2 separate regions of the Homo sapiens genome follow, and region 1 is linked to region 2. A link is a loop called in an ENCODE intact Hi-C map of the cell type or tissue named here. Cell type or tissue: IMR-90. All regions are shown on one strand. Each heading gives the region's core, and the rest is flanking DNA. Links, peaks and the distances in the headings are about the cores only. Region 1 overlaps AOAH (acyloxyacyl hydrolase). Region 2 overlaps ANLN (anillin, actin binding protein).

Region 1 (4,400 bases), core at 196-4,195, 210 kb before region 2:
CATGATTCTAACACCACAGCTCACAAATTGAAAACCGAATGCAACTTATTCGTGTGTATCCAGTGGTTCTTTAAAGCTCTATTTTTTGGATCAGAATGTTACATTGCATGAGCCCCTGCTTGAGCCAGAAGCATCCTGGAGCCTCCTTAGCTTTAAGCCACTCCCGTTTGGGTCCCTGAACTTGAGATCTCCAGGCAGACCTCGTAGCTTTGAACTGACTCCTTTCCTAACCACAGCAGTGCTGGAGGAACATGCTGCATTTACCAACATCTCCAAGGCACACTCAAGACTTACTTCAGCCACTTTGATCTACATTAAAAGAGAATCATATTCAGAATGTAAGCCCTGTGTGGAGAGAGGTTCTCCTTATTTCCCTGGGGCCTCCTGAACTGCTGGGTGGCAGGGAGACCTGCTGCCTTAGGAAAGCAACCCAGACTTTGAAACAGCTTTTCCCACAGTGAGTTGCATTTCTACAAGAACCAAAAGCTCTCTGATGCTGAGTGTGGGGGAGGGTGTGTATGCACAGGGAATCATATTTCCCTGGAATCCAAACTACCAGGAAAGTGACATAAATGGGTTTGGCAAGAAGTAAATTTTCACTCTTTATATGAGAAAGTGACGCATGACAAATTATGTTTCGCCTAAGCAATAAACAAGCTGACCTCAGGAATTCACTTTTATTTTTTAAACACTAGGTGTCAAATAAAATACCTGGCATCTCTTTTAGTAGACTGTCTCAGGTGGTAGTGTTTAGAAAAAGAATCACAGATAGACAGGAAATTGGACACTTCCTGAGATTCTGTAATCACTAAATTTCATTCTGCACAATCCAAAGAACCTGATGCTCATAATGCTGTTTTTAGCCCTATGAGCTCACAGCACACTGTCACATGTGTTATTGTCTAGTCTCCCCCAAACTCTGTTATTTCAAATAAACGTTTTTTGGTAATAATTTCAGATTTATAAAAAGTTGTGAGGATACTGCAAGAGAGTATACTGTTCACCCAAGTTTAATTCCCCACAATGTGAACACATTACTATTACTTAGTCAAAACTAAAGAAGTCAGTATTACTACTGTATATACCTTAGTAGCAAATCAAGTCCAGACTTTATTTGGATTACACATGCTTCTCCTCTAATGTCCTCTTCTGTTCCAGGATCTAGTCGAGGACACGCATTGCATTTCTTTTTCATGTCTCTTTAGTGTCCTCTGGTCTGTGACAGAGTCTTCATCTTTCCTTGTTTTTCATGACCTTGGCAGTTTTCAAGGATACAGGTTAAGTACGTCGGTAAAATGTTCCTCGAATTGGGATTTGTTTGATGTCTTCATCTTGGTTCGACAGTGTTAGGGGTTTTTGGAAAGAACACCACAGAGGTGAAGCACCCTTTTCATCACATCCTATCAGGGTTAAATGATGCCACATGGCATTGCTGGTGAGATCACCCTTCATCACTCGGTGAAAGGGTCATTTGCCAGGTTTCCCAACTGCAAAGTCACTATTTTCCCCCTTTTCCTTTACTCAGTTCTTTAGAAGTGAGTCTTTAAGTCCAGCCTGCACTCAGTGAGGCCAGGGAGGACCAAGCCCCTGCTCCCAGAACATGGAATATCTACACATATCTTTTGAAATTCTTCTATGTAAAAAACATCTCTCTCCTCCCTAATTTATTGAATTAGCCAATCATTTATTTATATTAGCACAGATTCATGTATACGTATTTTATACTTTGAGTTATAATTCAAATATACACTATTTTATTGCACAAATTTTTCCAGTTTTCCAGTTTTGCTACCATTGGAAGCTTAGGGTGGCTCCTGTGTCCTTTTGACATGCCTCTGTCCTATTTTTTTTTTGTTCCATACTACTTTATGTTCTGGTACTACCAGATGATCCAGGCTCATCTTGTTATCTTATATTCTTCTGCCCCTGTCCTTGAATCAGCATGTCCCGAAGGAGACCTGGTTCCTTTTACTGGAAAATGGTATTTGGAAACCAAGATCTGGGTGCTAGGTATGCCCATTGCTACTGGGATGTCATTGCTTATTGGCCTTCTTAGGTCCTGGTCTTCTTTGTGGAGTGCTAAGTAAAGTATATGTGTATACAACCCATGTATACACAAATACCTACAATTGTTACTGTGTCTGTATGTGTGTCTCTGTGTGTGTGTATGTGGATGTGAGCTCATACTGATATCTCTAATTTTAACCCAGTATCACAGGTCAAACTCTATTTTATAGGTAAAATTATCAAACATATTTTGCAGTTGAGGCTTAAAGCCTTTACTCAAAGCTCATAAGTAGTGAGTGGAATCTGAACTCAACCCAGGGCCCTGGACTTTAGACCTCCAGCTCTTCACATCAGCACTGCCTGTGTTTAGCATAGATTCTGGAGCACATTCAGAATAGTCACTTCTCAGAGCCAGAGGGAATTAAAGGCAGCTTTAGTTTTAGTTTTCATAAAATATCATAAACAGCTTAATTTTCAAGAATCTTGCACAATATCCCAACTTTCTCAGTAACAATGAAACCACTGACATGTTCGCTTACTTAGTCATACCTCAACAAACATTTCTTGAACACTTACCATGTACCATCCCCACAGCCGGGTACCCTAATAAGTTATCTTTTTTTAACTATCCCAAGTCTGTAGGACAAATATGATTCTGTCATTTTATAAATAAGTCTACTGATACCTAGAGAACTGAGAGACTTTCCTGAAGTCCCATACTTTCTACAGAATAATTGTTTTTCTTTTTATCAGCCAACAAATATTTATGTAGAATAAATTAAGTAGAACAGTATTCCAGCACATATGGCATGCGATAGCAATGTAAATGGATATTCTAGCAGGAGGCTATAGACAAACAGTGAGGAAGAGAGAAGTGCTGTCACACAGGGTGCAAGGAGGAACAGAAACCCCAGCAGACGAGGGCTGAGCTGGTCCTGGAGGGAACAGGAGTGGAGGTGACTCCTTCAGGGTAGAGTAGAGTTCACCCAGCACACTCCACCTCGCCTGCGTCAGCCCCTTGTGCTGGGCCCTTTCCCTAGAACTCCCAGTTCCCTGCATGGCCAGCGCCTTGTTCCCCTGCTGGTTTAAGTACCCCCTCTCCAGGAAGACCCTCCCTGACCAACCTCTCTGAAGAAGGTCCCCTTTCCTGCTCTCTCACACCACTTTATTTCTTTGATACCGTCTGAACACAAGGACCGTGTCTTTCTTGCTCACCATCTTATTCCTGGACTGGCATAGTACCTGGCACATAGTAGGTGCTCTGTAAGATTTGTTTAGTAAAAAATAGGATGAGAACGGCAGTCCTGAACATACCTTACCTTCTCCCTTGTGAGGATGTATCTGGTCTCAGTGGACTATATGAGAGTTCAAAGCATTCGGCTTCTTTGAGAATGTGAAGCAGTTTTCAGAAATAAACATAGGGTTCATCCCAGGGCGCCTGCTCTGGTATTCCTGGGTAGGGTTTGAGCATCTGCATTTGCATAACGCTTTTGACGAGCACTGAAGGGTGAGAACTGTTGTGCTGGAGGCTGGCCTAAGCCTGAAAGCTGTCATTGACAAGTCTGAAAGCACTGTCCCTTCTCTTGCTTCTCACCTCCCACACATCCAAAACCATGCATCCCCACTTGCCCTCTAACTGCATCCTTTTCCCCAACCATTCCTTGATTTCTACCCCTTTTCTGATTGATTTATCAACTTAACCTCAGCTATTGGGTTTCCAGTCCCCAGCCCCCTAGGAATAAGGCCTCTTAGAAAGACAGAGAGAACTAGAAGTTTTAGACCCAAACTATTTGGAATTCATTCTTTTTCTACGGATTTTCTCAAAACAGTGTTCTTGTTACCAAGGGGTCCTTGCTCCCAGAGCTCCCAAGACGGTGGTGGGCCACTTCCAAGACGGTGGTGGGCCGCTTCCAAGACGGTGGTGGGCCGCTTCCAAGATGGCAGAAGCCACTTCCAAGATGGTGGCAAGCCTCATGTTCTCTGACCTGGGGTTCTTGGCCTCACGGATTCCAAGGAATGGAATCTTGGGCCATGCAGTGAGTGTTATAGCTCTATTAGAAACCATGGGTCACAGAAGAGAACCGTGGAACCCAGTGACTAGTGTTCAGCTCGATTAGGATGAATCCAGGCATTTAGCCATGCAGGAACAATGGTGAGTCTTTAGCCCAATGGAGAGCGGCAATGGGCGCCTCACTGGATCAGGAGCACAGCGGACACCCTGCCAGATCTGAAGAGATGGAAGTTAGCGGTAGGTCTGCCACGGCGGCAAACAGCAGTGGTGGACAGCAAGTGAAAGCTCAGCTCAAGTCGTAACAAACACAGACCAGAAGAGAGTGCAATTGCAAGATTTAATAGAGTGAAAACAGAGCTCCCAAACAATGGGAGGGGACCCA
Region 2 (4,400 bases), core at 67-4,066:
CACCTGTAATCCCAGCACTTTGGGAGGCCGAGGCGGGCGGATCACGAGGTCAGGAGATCGAGACCGTCCTGGCTAACACAGTGAAATCCCATCTCTACTAAAAATACAAAAATTAGCCAGGCGTGGCGGTGAGCATCTGTAGTCTCAGCTACTCAGGAGGCTGAGGCAGGAGAATGGCGTGAACCCGGGAGATGGAGCTTACAGTGAGCCAAGATCACGTCACTGCATTCCAGCCTGGGTGACAGAGTGAGACTCCGTCTCAAAAAAATATATAAAAATATAAATAAATAAAAATTAAAAAAAACAACATTCATCTGGGAACTTCTGTGTTAAAGAACAAAGCAAGGTAAAAACATAACAATGCTGTAGATCAGGGAAACCTTTTCTATAAGGGCCAGAGAGTAAATATTTTAGACTTTGGGCCATACGGTCCCTGCCACAGCTACTCAGCTCAGCTGCTGTGGCACAGAAGCAGTCACAGATGCTAAGTAAGCAGATCAGCCTATGTTCCAATCAAAGACTATAAAAACAGTCAGTGAGGGCTGCTGTGCTGCCCTCTGATACAGATGATCCAAAGGCATCTTTGCGTTTGATTTTAGATTACCTTCATATTCCAACTTTACTTCTCTGATTGTTGAGAAGCTAAGAATAAACTAGTATTACTTGGTTGTTGCTGTGAGGAACCATTCTAAGCATATCTTTAAATTATCTCAACTACTCCTCTAAGTATTTTTAAATTATCTCAACTAGTCCTTACTCCAACCCTATGACAATAGGATATACACTCTTCTCAATTCACTGTTTTATGTAAATTTCCCAAAAGGTGGCTTGAATCAAGAGTCTAATTTCTGGCCATGACGTGTGGGAGCAAATGTTACCAAGCTAGATTGACACCTCAGATTAATTGGCTTGCTCCAACCATATGCTCTCCTGCCTCACCTTTTTCCTCCTCCCCTAATCCTTCCATTTTCCTCCCAAAGCAGCCTTTTTCTAGGCAACACTGCTTACAGCTCCCCAAGGAAGAAAGAAAGGAATGTCGTTATTTCAATCTCAAGCATGAAAGTTAACACAAATCACTCACCAGCTCCCTCCTGTGTTAACGTTCACCTTTTACATCATAAAGGTAATAAACAGACAAGGTAACTTTTGATAAACAAGATTAACACCAGCTATTATGACATCATACTATAATCAGAGAGGAATAAGAAAAGGACGGCCTTTTCATTTCTATAGCTGAGGAAACAGAGGGCCAAGGAAATTAAGTGACATCACACAGACCACAAAAATTGAACCTTCTGGCTGCCAATCCAGAGCGCCTGCCTCTTGCTGCTCCTCAGTGGAGGCAGAGCTAGCCCGGCACCCTGTCAGAACCACTTACCTGTCTCTTTGGTTGGAGTCGCCCTCCTCCAGGGCAGCCCTGGCACATCAGGAAAGGAAGCTGAGCTGAGGAGCTTACATTTCCATTACTACCTCTAATTTTTTATAGGGGGTAGAGGCAATTAAAATGCAATGTTTAGGCAGAGGACAGAAGTTATGTCGGGGAATCCAGAGCTCTTTCTTACTACATTTTTGTAAGTGTGAATGTGAGAAGAATGGGCTACAGGATTCAAGACAGAGTAAACTTGAAGAGATCTAACAAGCTCGTTAAGAGCCCATCTAAAAAACTAATTAGGTGAGACGTTATATGCAAATGGACCAGCTATCTTAACAGAGCCTATCCATTGCTAAAGGCATCAACAATAAAATATAAAAATGTTTACATGAAAAGAAAAGGTCATTAGGCAAATACTGCCTTCAAGTCAGAAATTTACACTCTTCCAAGACTATCTAGTGCCACCTGCTGGATTTATATGTGATAAAACCTAATAAGGAAGGAAAAAATACTGTTAATAAGTAGCAATTCCCAATCCTTGGGAAGTTGGCTACAGTTACTTAGACCACCGGGCTTTCCTTAATATCTAGCTCTTCTTTCTGAACCTTTGACAGCAGTTACAAACTGACTTGTAACATCCCTTGCATCATTCAAGTTCTTGCTTCACAGAGAACACCAAAGCAAGTGGATTTTCTCTACTTCTTGTACCATACTCACAATCTTCTATGCATTCTACACACATACTTTCCTCCTCTGATAATGAGAAAACTGTAAATTCTGTATCAAATAAATCCTGTGAATTGTGGCTTGGGCTTAATTCTTCCCATTCTCATGACCTTGCTCTATGAATTACCCCATAAGCCCTAGATCAGGTCCTCCATGGCCTCTATCTTCAATCTCTTTGGCCCTATTAGAAGCTACCCATCTACATTTAAAGCCGCTTACGTCTCTCCCATCTTAACAAAATGTTGACAAAATCCTCCTTTCACCCTACATACCTCTGCAAGCACAACACTCTTCTCTCCTTACTCCTTCACTGCCAAAGTGTTTCCAAGAGTTTCCAAGCTCCTGTGCTCATTCCTCATCTCCCACTCACTCTGGACCCATTTGCAGTCTAGCATCTGCCCTCACCTGCGCCAGAATGATCACCCAATAATAAGTCCAACAGTCCTAACAGAATCTGATCTAACTCAACCACTCCCTCCTTTCAATGTTCTCTTCTATTGACAACCATGATGCTAGATTCTCCGTTTCTCTCCCTGCAGTCTCCTCTGAGGCTTCCCTCCTTCCATCCGTCCTTTCAATGCTGGCACTCCTCCAGTGAGTTGGCTCTGCTTCCCTCACTTGCCCTGGGCTTCCCCATGCTGCAGATATCCACATCTTTACCTCTACTAAATGTCTGTCTTGAGCTCCAAACCCAGAACTTTCACACATGTTTCCAGGCATCTAAAATTCAAATCACGTAAAACTTAACTCATTAAAATTTCCCACATTGGTGGGAACTGACTAGTCTTCTTCGGGTTGTCATTCTCCAATCTGCTTTCCACATTGGTCAGAATGATTTTCTCAATCCCAAGTTGGATAATTTCCTCTGCTTAAAATCCTGTAAGAGTAACTCGCTGACTCTAGGATAAAGTCCAAATTCTTTAAAAGGCCCTTGAACTCTTGCCCCATTTCCCCTAACCACACTTTCCTCCTCATTCCCCACCCACCAATCACATGCATGCCCTCAAACTCTAAGCTCTAGCTATCCTGAAATACCTTCCACTGTCTGCATGTGTCATTCTTCTTTTCTTTGGGTAGGAGTGACAAAGAAGGGCCCTTCAAGCCACTGTACATTCTCCCCCTATCTGGAGCACTTCTCATCTTTCTCTCAGATTAACTTACTCAGTTTAGAAATTACTTCTCTCAGCAGTTCCCTTTATCCCACCCCACACACAGTCAAGACCTGGTGTCCCACCAATTGACACCGATGCACCCTGTTTTCTCCTATTAGAGTATTATATTGTGCTTGTCTGTTCGTTTGTATTTCTCTCTTCTAAACTAAAAACTCATGAGCAGAGGAATTATTTTTTGTGGTCTTTTACATTCCAATGGCAGCACAGTGATTGGCATATAAAGGACATAAAACAAATCTTTACTGAACCAACTTATTACTTAATCACAAAGGATTTCATTCCTATGGGAAACAAGTCTGTATTTCACAAAATGGAAAAAAGGAAGTTAAAGACTAAGTGATGTTACTTACTAGAAAACCTCTTTCTTCAACACTGGAATTCACTTGACATTTTATTTTTAAATAAATATGACCTTCCAAAGAAGATAAAAAGGGGACCTGCAAAGAAAACAGGTAAATTATTTGCAAAACAGGTTCAAAGTGTGATTTTTCTTGATAAATCATGTATAAATCATGAACAGAGACTATTACAACTTGAAAACAGAGCATTTTCTAAAGTTGGAGTATAAAAGACATGGCCAAAAAGCCATTGGTTCCTTACCAACAAATACTTTTGAAGAATAAATTCATTTAAGGTAAAGCTTGACAAAACCAAAAGCCCTAAGTCTCAAGTTAATGTGAGAAAGAAAACAGACGACAATATTTGGGTTTATCTATTCTCCATCAACAGGAGAATATACTCAATAAGAGACTGATAAACCAACCTGTAAATTCACACCACACAATACCACCCAGCAATAAAGAACAATAAACTGCAGATATGGAAAAGCCAGTCCTTGAATTCATATGTAATTGCAAGAGACCCCAAACAACCAAATCAATCTTGAAAATTAAGAACAAAGTTGAAGGAATCATATTTCCCAATTTCAAAACGTAACGCAAAACTTTGGTAATCAAAGCAGTGTGGGCTGGCTGGACATGGTAGTTCACGCCTGTAATCCCAGAACTTTGGAAGGCCAAGGAGTGAGGATCACTCGAACCCAGGAGCTCATGACCAGCCTGGGTAACATAGCGAGACCTCGTCTCTATTAAACATGAAAAAATTAGCCAGGTGTGGTGGCAGATGTCTGT

Evidence for each region. Hi-C counts contacts between places; a loop is a spot of excess contacts. Peaks named below come from ENCODE experiments on the same cell type or tissue, not always from the same donor. Only the 100,000 strongest peaks of a DNase experiment are listed, where the experiment ranks them.
Region 1: it touches region 2 in a loop (2.8-fold over the local background); 1 of 110 quality-filtered maps calls a loop at or near these places.

Annotation. Positions count from the first base shown.
Region 1 is chr7:36,649,650-36,654,049 of GRCh38, reverse strand. All of the region lies in intron 4 of AOAH (acyloxyacyl hydrolase), which reads left to right. Among named protein-coding and RNA genes, the nearest start is that of AOAH-IT1, 52 kb to the right of the region's middle. RefSeq lists an enhancer at 1-150. In IMR-90, for the core only: no CTCF peak of the experiment used is centred there; DNase peaks (open chromatin) are centred at 509 and 2,499; H3K27ac peaks cover 581 bases.
Region 2 is chr7:36,438,511-36,442,910 of GRCh38, reverse strand. It overlaps ANLN (anillin, actin binding protein), which reads right to left. Exons shown (of 24, transcript NM_018685.5): 21 at 3,621-3,707. Among named protein-coding and RNA genes, the nearest start is that of ANLN, 51 kb to the right of the region's middle. In IMR-90, for the core only: a CTCF peak has its summit at 1,836 (motif pointing left); no DNase peak of the experiment used is centred there.